Regions from separate parts of the Homo sapiens genome. Here region 1 is linked to region 2. A link is an interaction called in ENCODE POLR2A ChIA-PET data of the cell type or tissue named here. Cell type or tissue: IMR-90. All regions are shown on one strand. Each heading gives the region's core, and the rest is flanking DNA. Links, peaks and the distances in the headings are about the cores only. Region 1 overlaps SEC24D (SEC24 homolog D, COPII component). Region 2 holds the start of PRSS12 (serine protease 12).

What was found. ChIA-PET counts read pairs that join two places held together with the same protein. Peaks named below come from ENCODE experiments on the same cell type or tissue, not always from the same donor. Only the 100,000 strongest peaks of a DNase experiment are listed, where the experiment ranks them.
Region 1: POLR2A ChIA-PET joins it to region 2 with 9 read pairs; 2 of 35 experiments call an interaction of 5 or more read pairs at or near these places.

The regions. Positions count from the first base shown.
Region 1 is chr4:118,822,665-118,827,050 of GRCh38, reverse strand. SEC24D (SEC24 homolog D, COPII component) reads left to right here. Exons shown (of 23, transcript NM_014822.4): 3 at 2,302-2,431. Among named protein-coding and RNA genes, the nearest start is that of SEC24D, 11 kb to the left of the region's middle. In IMR-90, for the core only: no CTCF peak of the experiment used is centred there; no DNase peak of the experiment used is centred there.
Region 2 is chr4:118,350,742-118,355,127 of GRCh38, reverse strand. It overlaps PRSS12 (serine protease 12), which reads left to right and starts at 2,125. Exons shown (of 13, transcript NM_003619.4): 1 at 2,125-2,909. The coding sequence starts at 2,408. RefSeq lists silencers at 1,899-2,158, 2,189-2,268 and an enhancer at 1,535-2,380. In IMR-90, for the core only: a CTCF peak has its summit at 2,069 (motif pointing right); DNase peaks (open chromatin) are centred at 2,107 and 3,197; H3K4me3 peaks cover 2,824 bases; H3K27ac peaks cover 2,112 bases.

The DNA of each region.
Region 1 (4,386 bases), core at 284-4,283, 470 kb before region 2:
TGTCCTTCAAGATTCAGCTCAAGCAGTCCTCCTTCTTTGAACTCTTCTCAATTCCCCCAGGAAGAGTTAGGTAGTCTCTCTGCATATTGTAACAGTCATCCCAAGACATTGTAATGATTTGTTTACATGGTTGTCTCTTCTCTCAAATGGCTCAAAGGCACCTTAAATGTATGTTGAATAATAATGAGAATGATTTGAGAATGCCACAGAATGATTTGAATCACTGCCATAGAGTTGATTCCCAAACAAAAGGGAGAGCACAGTAATATTGATGTATAAAGTTCTGCTTGCATATATCAGAGCTTTTTTTTTTAATTCTCTAGACATGTCTATAGGGGTTTTCATGAAAATTGCTGCTATCCTACTTATTTTTTTAAAGGGGGAATATTTTTGGAGAGCTGTGAGGCAAATTTAAAAAAAGAAAAAAAAAGACCAAAAAAAAAAGAATATTTTCGACTTCTCGTAGTGCATGTAATTATTTAAGTTGAAAATATTTTAATGCTACTGTTGTGAATTGCCTACTTTTGTCCAAAATAATGTTTTTAAAATGAAAATATAAATGTGCTTGTAATTATGTTGCATATGCTTTGTTAGAATAAAAATGCTTAAGAAAGGAGAGCAGGGGCTATGGCCAGGGAAGATGAAACAGCTGTTTTAAAAACCGTCATATCCATTGGTTCATTTAATTCTCAGAACAATCCTTGGAGCTAGGGAATATTATTGCCATGACATGGGATTACAAGTTGAAGCTCTGAAAAATAGAGTATCTTATCGGAGTCACAAATTCAAACTTGTCTGTGACTGCAAGTCTCATGTTTTTCTAACTTTGCTGGGTTTGGGGTTTAGAACTTTGTATTAAAGTGTAGTGCTATAAGGATAATATTTATTGAAAATAGTGGTATATGAATTTGCTAAGTAAAACTATGTAGAATTAATATAAAAATGTCCTCAGTTTAAGGAATCCTATTTTAAGAGAGGAAACCTTGTAAAAGTTTCAATATTATTCATGAAGACCGGCACTTCACTAGATACCTGTCATTTTAGATTATGCAAACATCTGAAAGCATTCTCTCGAAAGCAATTATGATGACAATATAAGAAACTCTTCCTGGGTGACTATACATCATCAGTCAATTCCTTTCTATCTGAGAGAATAAACTTTCTGGAGGAATATAACAGAATAAAGGAAATGTTAATATGAAATACTATGACGAAGTCAAAAGGAGGAGTGCACAGCAGGCAGCTAGGTGGTCATTGATGACCTTGCCAGAGAGCAGGGTATGGTCAAAAGTAAATCAAATGAGGGAAAACAAGCAAGTGGAGACAGCAGATAGAAGAACTGAAGTTTTTCTCTTTTTTTCTTTTCTCTTTTTTTCTTTCTAGAAGCTAGAAGAGGTCTCAGGTAATCTAGTCTAAGCCTTTCATTTTACAGGAAGAAAACTGAGGTCCTTAAAGATAAGCTTCTTGCCCAGGTTCATACAACTAATAAGTAACCAGTGGGGCCTTGAACTACTCTAACCCAAGCCCAGTGATTTCTCTCCTTTACTGCAATTTCTCAAGAAGAAAAGAGAGAAATGTCTGAAGACAGTTCCAAAGAGAAGTCTTTAAAGGTCTCTATTTGAGAAGAGCTGCTAATAAATGAAAACACAGACATTCCCAGAAGCATCCGTTAACTGCATGTGGTCCCATATTTTGTCTGAGCAAGCATGGTGAATCTGACTCTGTGAGTGAGCAGTCCCCCAGCTGTTCATCATCCAGCCAGTTAGGATTCTGGAAAGATTTTTAAGCTCTGAAGGAAGTGCTCAGGATTTTTAGAAAGATAGACCCTACTCCCCATCTGCTTTTGTTGTGCTGTAAGTCAAAGGCATTTCTAGTGTTCTCCCCCATGCCCCGTTTAGTTACAGTTAGAATGCTTTACCATGACCCTTCCTGCTTTTTCCAGGTTTATTTTCTGATATCTAACTGCCATTTTTCATTGCGTGTTTTAGTATTCTTTGCGTGGTAATATACTTTATCAAGGTGCCTCTGTCATATGCAAATTTATTTTTTTCTGTTTTAGTTTCTGTTTAGTGATAAAATGATTCCCTTCTTTTCTGCTCTTTCATCATTATGATAGTCAAATACTCATGCCAGAGCCTGGTATTGACAGGTCTGTAGGTGATGGTTAAGCTTGAAAGAGATTTTGTTCTAATCCATTTGTTTCCCTCCTCCTCCACCTAGTTCTCATTTTTAACCTAATGACTTTGCCTCATCTCTCTTTGTACTTTAATACACTTCTAAATTCATGCCCCTCTCTTGCAGGTATGATGAAGCCAGCAGGGCCTTTGGGGGCCACCGCCACTAGGGGAATGTTGCCTCCGGGTCCCCCACCTCCTGGACCCCATCAGTTTGGTCAGAATGGAGCTCATGCCACTGGTCACCCTCCCCAAAGGTGAGCTAGGTAGATTCCAACCTTCGTTTGTATATTCTCCTAAAATTATTTCAGAAATACCTTCTAAGCTTGTATGTTTATTGGTTGAAAGTTTGACGTTTTGATGATGTTACACACCCCTGAAAGGATCTGTTAGATAACTGCCCTAGGAAACAAAGCAATAAGAAAAGTTATGGCTGGGCATGATGGTTCACGGCTTTAATCCCAGCACTTTGAGAGGTCGAGTTGGGCAGATGGCTTGAGCCCAGGAGTTTGAGACCAGGCTAGGCAACATAGTGAGACCTCATGTCTACAAAAATAGAAAAAATTAGCCGGCCTGGTGGTGCATGTTTGTAGTCCTAGCTACTGGAGAGGCTGAGATGGGAGGATCCTGTAAGCCCGGGAAGTCAAGGCTGCAGTGAGCTATGATTGTGCCATTGCACTCCAGCCTGGGCAACACAGTGAGACCCTGTCTCAAAAAAAAACAAGAAAAGTTATGAAGAAAAAGACAGTATTAGTAGGTATTTAAAAATGTATCAAAAATTACTTGTGTCAATACCATACATGTTAGTTTTGAGTTATATTCAGTTTATTTTAGAATTTTATATCAATTTTAATTCCTTTAGATGCCCATGGCCTTTATTCTTGAATAAAACTTTAAATCATTCTATTTTCTTGGATCCTTCACAGAACTGAGCTCAGTGCCAATGGGTGCTTAATAAGTATTTTAAAATTAAATCGGATTGTCGCCAATGGGTCTGTGAGCTTGATGTGGAAGGCACACAGATGCCAGTGAGGGATTATCAAAAGGCAGAGCTGTAGTAAAAACAACACAGGAAATAAATCTTGTGTTTGTGTTTATAATAAATTGAGGAAGGGAAAAGTTGGAAGCAGGCCTGGAGAAGCCAAGATGTATGAAATATTTAGAGCCTGCAGCCCACTAGGGACTAATCCCTGGGAAAGAAGCCAGTATCACACCTTCCCTGTTAGAAATCCCATTATTGTTTATCCGGTGAGGTGTAGCTGCTGAGAACCTGTGCCAAGCCAGTGCCAAGCCGCAGGCAGTGTTTGCTTTGGAGTTTCTCCAAGGATTACCCAGAGGCTTCATTTCTCAGGTTCCTTCCCAGGTAGCAAGGTTTGGGGGTGGGGAGGCATGGGCAGTACCCCCTAGATGTGACTGTAGATCCTCCTAATGGTGAAGCCTTTTAGTCATGGCCTTTCATGAAGCCTATAGTCCTCCATAATAGGAAAACTCCCTCTGGGATTTTTTAAAGTCATCAGGTTAATTCTCCTACAGGGCATTTGTGAGCTTGGCACTGGCTGGCTCTTGTTTGTCATGATAACATGACATTTGCCGGTTGAAATGGTAGCTATGGGATGCAGAGGGTAGGTCATTAAGCGTGATTGTGGTTTAAGCTTGGAGCAAGAAGTCAAAGGGTCTTACTTGGGACCTGAAACTACTGCCCTGAGTCTCAAAAGAGTGATAGAAAGGCAAGAGAGGAAGAGCAAAAAGACGGAGAACCAAAATGCCTCTTCTGGTTCAAGCAGTTTACTAACTGTGGACACTGGTGAAGTTCCTTGACCATGCCTGTCCTCATTTTCACTTGTAAAATGAGAATATAGAATTCTCAGTCCAGAAGTAAAGGGGAGAAGATCTGGAAAAATTCATTGTTGCCGGGTGTGGTGGCTCACAGACTCACTTGTAAAATGAGAATATAGAATTCTCAGTCCAGAAGTAAAGGGGAGAAGACCTAGAAAAATTCATGGTTGCCAGGTGTGGTGGCTCACATCTGTAATCCCAACACTTTGGGAGGCTGACACGAGAGGATCGCCTGAGCCCAGGAGTTCGAGACAGCCTGGGCAACATGATGAGACCCCATCTCTACAAAAAAAAATAGAAAATTAGCCAAGCATGGTGGCATGCACCTGTGGTCCCAGCTACTTTGGAGGCTGAGGTGGGAGGATTGCTTGAGCCC
Region 2 (4,386 bases), core at 175-4,174:
CAGGGAAGTGGAGGAGAGGCCAGACTGCCTGAGGCCATGCTCCTCTCTGGAGCTCAGATCTAACAGTCTTCTGTTTTATTCACTTCTCTCTCATTATTTTCCTGTCTGCAAGGTATGTAGATGCATGGAAATTGGGTCTGCTTCTGGACCCCCAGGAAGCATGGAAGCAATGATTGTAGGGGTCAATGTGGGAAGGGGAGGGAGCAGGGTCCAAGCAGCCTCCCCACAGTCCTAAAATGAGCCTTCCCTGGGCCATCAGGTGTGTAGCCTAAGGTGGAAAAGCTAGTCAGAAAGAAAAAGGGCTGACCCCTGATAGAACTGTCACCTATTATTTCAAAAATCTGTGATTGATGAGCTCTGCCAACCCTCACTAAAATGAACAAATAGACTACTCCAGATATATATTTTATCTTTCATTGTCTTCCACAAGTATAGATTTAACTATGCTTTTGGAGCCAGAAAAGTATTAGTAAAAAAATAATGGGTAAAAACAACTGGAATGAAAACAACTTGAATAAAGATTTGACAAATACATCCCTGGACTCTTAACATCATTTCTTTTACCCAATTCTCTCTAAAGTAAAATCAAATATTTCATTAATAGGAGTGAAACAAAAAACAATAAAACGACCCACAAAATTAAAGATGGATTTTTTTTTTTTTTCTTGAGACAACGTCTCCCTCTGTCGCCCAGGCTGGAGTGCAGTGGCACGATCTCGGCTCACTGCAACCTCTGCTCCCAGGTTCAAGCGATTTTCCTGGCTCAGCCTCCCAAGTAGCTGGAATTACAGGCGTGCGCCAACACTCCCCCGGCTTTTTGTATTTTTAGTAAAGGCGGGTTTCATCATGTTGGCGACGCTGTTCTCGAACTCCTGGCCTCATGTGATCCGCCTGCCTGGGCGTCCCAAACTGCTGGGATTACAGGTGTGAGCCACCTCGCCCGGCTAAAGATGGCTTATTTAAAGCTAGTAGTGAATTAATTCAGTTCCTAATTGAAACCTAGGTTTTAACAATAAACATTTGAATTTTGTTCAAGTTTTCTTCAGGGTACATTATATTATGAGACAGCATTGCTTTTTCACAACGAAACGTGACCATGCCAGAAAATAAAATGTTGCCTTCTTTACGGGCTTCCTTCTCCTTGTCAAACTTTGGTAGCATAGTCAGAAACAACTGAAAGGCAAAATACTAAAACATACAGCTCCAGTAACTTTTTTTTTTTAAGATTCTAAGCCAACAGTTTTTTGGAGCCTGCGGGAGGGGGGCGAGGAGTGTTGAAAGGGCCCTACTAAGCTGAGGTCGAGCCAACAGTGAAGCTTCAAAATTGTCAGCAGGCAGAGTCTCTGGAGAGGCAAATGAATAGGCTTAACAGAAGTCCCTTGCCCTGCAAAAAACGAGGCAGGTGCTAGGGGGGTGGACTTTTTGGATAGGATGGAAACCGGGACGGATGAAGTCTTCTCTGGTTAGAGAGGAAATTTGGTATTAAGAGAGCCTCACTGAATCCCAATAATAACCAAACAACTGGTGTTGTCCAGGGCACCGGCTGGAAAGTGGGAGGCAGGAAGCAGAAAGGCTCAAGCTCCTTTCCCTGAGTCGGTTCAGGATTTTAATTTCAGCCAATGTTTATTGGGGCACGGTGTTAAGCACGGTGATATCAAGCTGAATAAAACGTGGTCTTGTCCTTGAAGAGCGTATAGTTCAGTGAAATGGCTTTAACATTCCTCGTGGGTTTTGATAACTTTTATCCTGGGAGTTGTCAGGGAAGAGCTGCATCTAAATCCATCCATACTTTGGTAAAGATTTCAAAACAGAGGAAGCAAGATACGGGGCGACGAGGTTGGAGGAGAGATGACGGCAGGGGCCGGTGCCAGATTTGGGAGCCGCCAACGCCGGGCTGTGCTGGTGCTGCATGCTGGCAAGGGGCAGCCAAGACCGTGCTCCGCGCGGGCACCCTCGGGCTCGGTCCCAGCAGCTGGCAGTGCCGTGCGGGCGGACTGCGGTGGGCCTGGCAGGGGCCGAGCGTAGGTCCGGAGCAGCTTGCGCGGCCGGCGCCCGCCCCCAGGGGGCAGAGTTCCCGGGCTCGTGCCTGCGCCGCTACCTGGGGCTCAGGCCCAACCGCTCCCCGCTGCGTCCGCGCCTTCTCTTTTCCGGTCCTCTCCGCCGGCCGGGGCTCGGCTGAGCTCCAGATTTCCCCACCCGCGGCCGCCGCCAGGGGACAGGAGCCGAGGCGCGGCAGGGCACCAGCGGCGGGAGGCAAGGTTGGGGAGGCGAGGGCGGTCCGCGTGCGGGGGCGGGAGGGGGCTGGGGGATTCGAGGGACGCGGCAGCCCCGCCCCCGCCCCCTCCTCTTCTCCGCTCCAAGCCCGAGAAGCTGGGGAGCATGGACCAGACCCCGCAGCGCTGGCACCATGACGCTCGCCCGCTTCGTGCTAGCCCTGATGTTAGGGGCGCTCCCCGAAGTGGTCGGCTTTGATTCTGTCCTCAATGATTCCCTCCACCACAGCCACCGCCATTCGCCCCCTGCGGGTCCGCACTACCCCTATTACCTTCCCACCCAGCAGCGGCCCCCGAGGACGCGTCCGCCGCCGCCTCTCCCGCGCTTCCCGCGCCCCCCGCGGGCGCTCCCTGCCCAGCGCCCGCACGCCCTCCAGGCCGGGCACACGCCCCGGCCGCACCCCTGGGGCTGCCCCGCCGGCGAGCCATGGGTCAGCGTGACGGACTTCGGCGCCCCGTGTCTGCGGTGGGCGGAGGTGCCACCCTTCCTGGAGCGGTCGCCCCCAGCGAGCTGGGCTCAGCTGCGAGGACAGCGCCACAACTTTTGTCGGAGCCCCGACGGCGCGGGCAGACCCTGGTGTTTCTACGGAGACGCCCGTGGCAAGGTGGACTGGGGCTACTGCGACTGCAGACACGGTTAGTGGCCTCGGGGCGGCCGCGGAAACTCCGGACGGGCTCGGAGCCAGTGAGGCTTGGGGCCGGCGTACAGGTCTCTTGGAAAAAGTGACGGGGTGTGTGGGGTTGTGGGCTTGCGTTTGCGGGCTGTGATGGTGGGCTGCAGCTGGGTTACCAGTAAGGTATACTGGTGCTGCAAATCTAAGCCAGCCAGGTGTGCTTGTGTGAAGGTTGTCAGGGGTGACAGTTCTATGCAAGGTGCTGAGCTCTGGGTTTCTGAATTTGCTCTGTCCTCTGGCCACTGTGTGTGTGTGTGCGCTCGTGTATTGGGTGACAGTGTGCTTTGGGCGTCTGTTCTCTAGATTAGCTTACGTTGAGTGGGTTACCATATTTACATTAAAGAGGCATAATTACTTGTTCTGGAAAGGGAAATGTTACATTAACGTGGCAATCAATAACCTTCCCTCCATTCTTTAGACTCCGATTTTTAAAAATGTGGTAAAATTTTGCCTTAATTTAGCTGTTGACCTCTGTTTTAAAAAGTATGGCAAAATTATGTGGCCAAAATCAGCCATATTCACATACTCCAGCTCAGTATGGTAAGTATCATCAGTGACTGGAAAAAAAGAAAGGGAAAAGAGATGGGAATACTACTATCTTGGTGAAGTAGCAACTTAATATAGTTATACACAGTTTTCCAGAGCCATTACTTAGCTTTATATGTTTTATCAGGATTAGTTGGTAACATCAGGAGATAAAGGTGGCAAAATGTTTTAGGTTTGTGGTAATAAAAGCATCACACTAATAAATTTAATGTAAATGAATAATCCAGCTTTGAACATTGCTTCATTTTGAATTGTTGGGATTTTGTTGAAATTAGGTTTTTTTTTTTGTTTAAAAACTGAGGAAGAAAAAATATCCTCAAAGTTTGAATTTCTTTTCAACAAAATATTTTTGGCAGCTTTCCATTCACACTGTGGGGCAAGGGTTTCCTGAATTGAGATTCTGAATCATATTGTACTTTGTACTTTTTGGAGGTAACTTGGAGGTTATCTGTCACAATGTCATTCATTTCCTGGAGAAATTTTATTTATCAGTACCTTCAATTGCATTAGTGCTTTGAGTTAAGGAAAAGTGATAGGAAGGTTAAGATCAATTATCCTTTATCCTCGGGAATGAAGTCATCGCTTTACTTGTGTTTCATGAACAGAATGCCAATGTAGCTATAAAAAATTTGAGGTGATGTCAAACAAAGAGTGCTAGCATTGTCTCGTTATTCACCATAAGAGATTATAGTAAAATCTTAGGTTTAGCAAACATTGACTTTTTTCATCTTCATATTATTCTTAGTTTTATAAATAGATAAGAGCAGAGAATTATTAGAGAATGAATGTGTAGGAGAGAATATACAACTTCTCTTTAAGTACATAAGCACAGACTCAAGAAAAGTAATTTAAAGTTAAAAAATGATAGTGATCTGTTGCTCTCTTTCTGACAT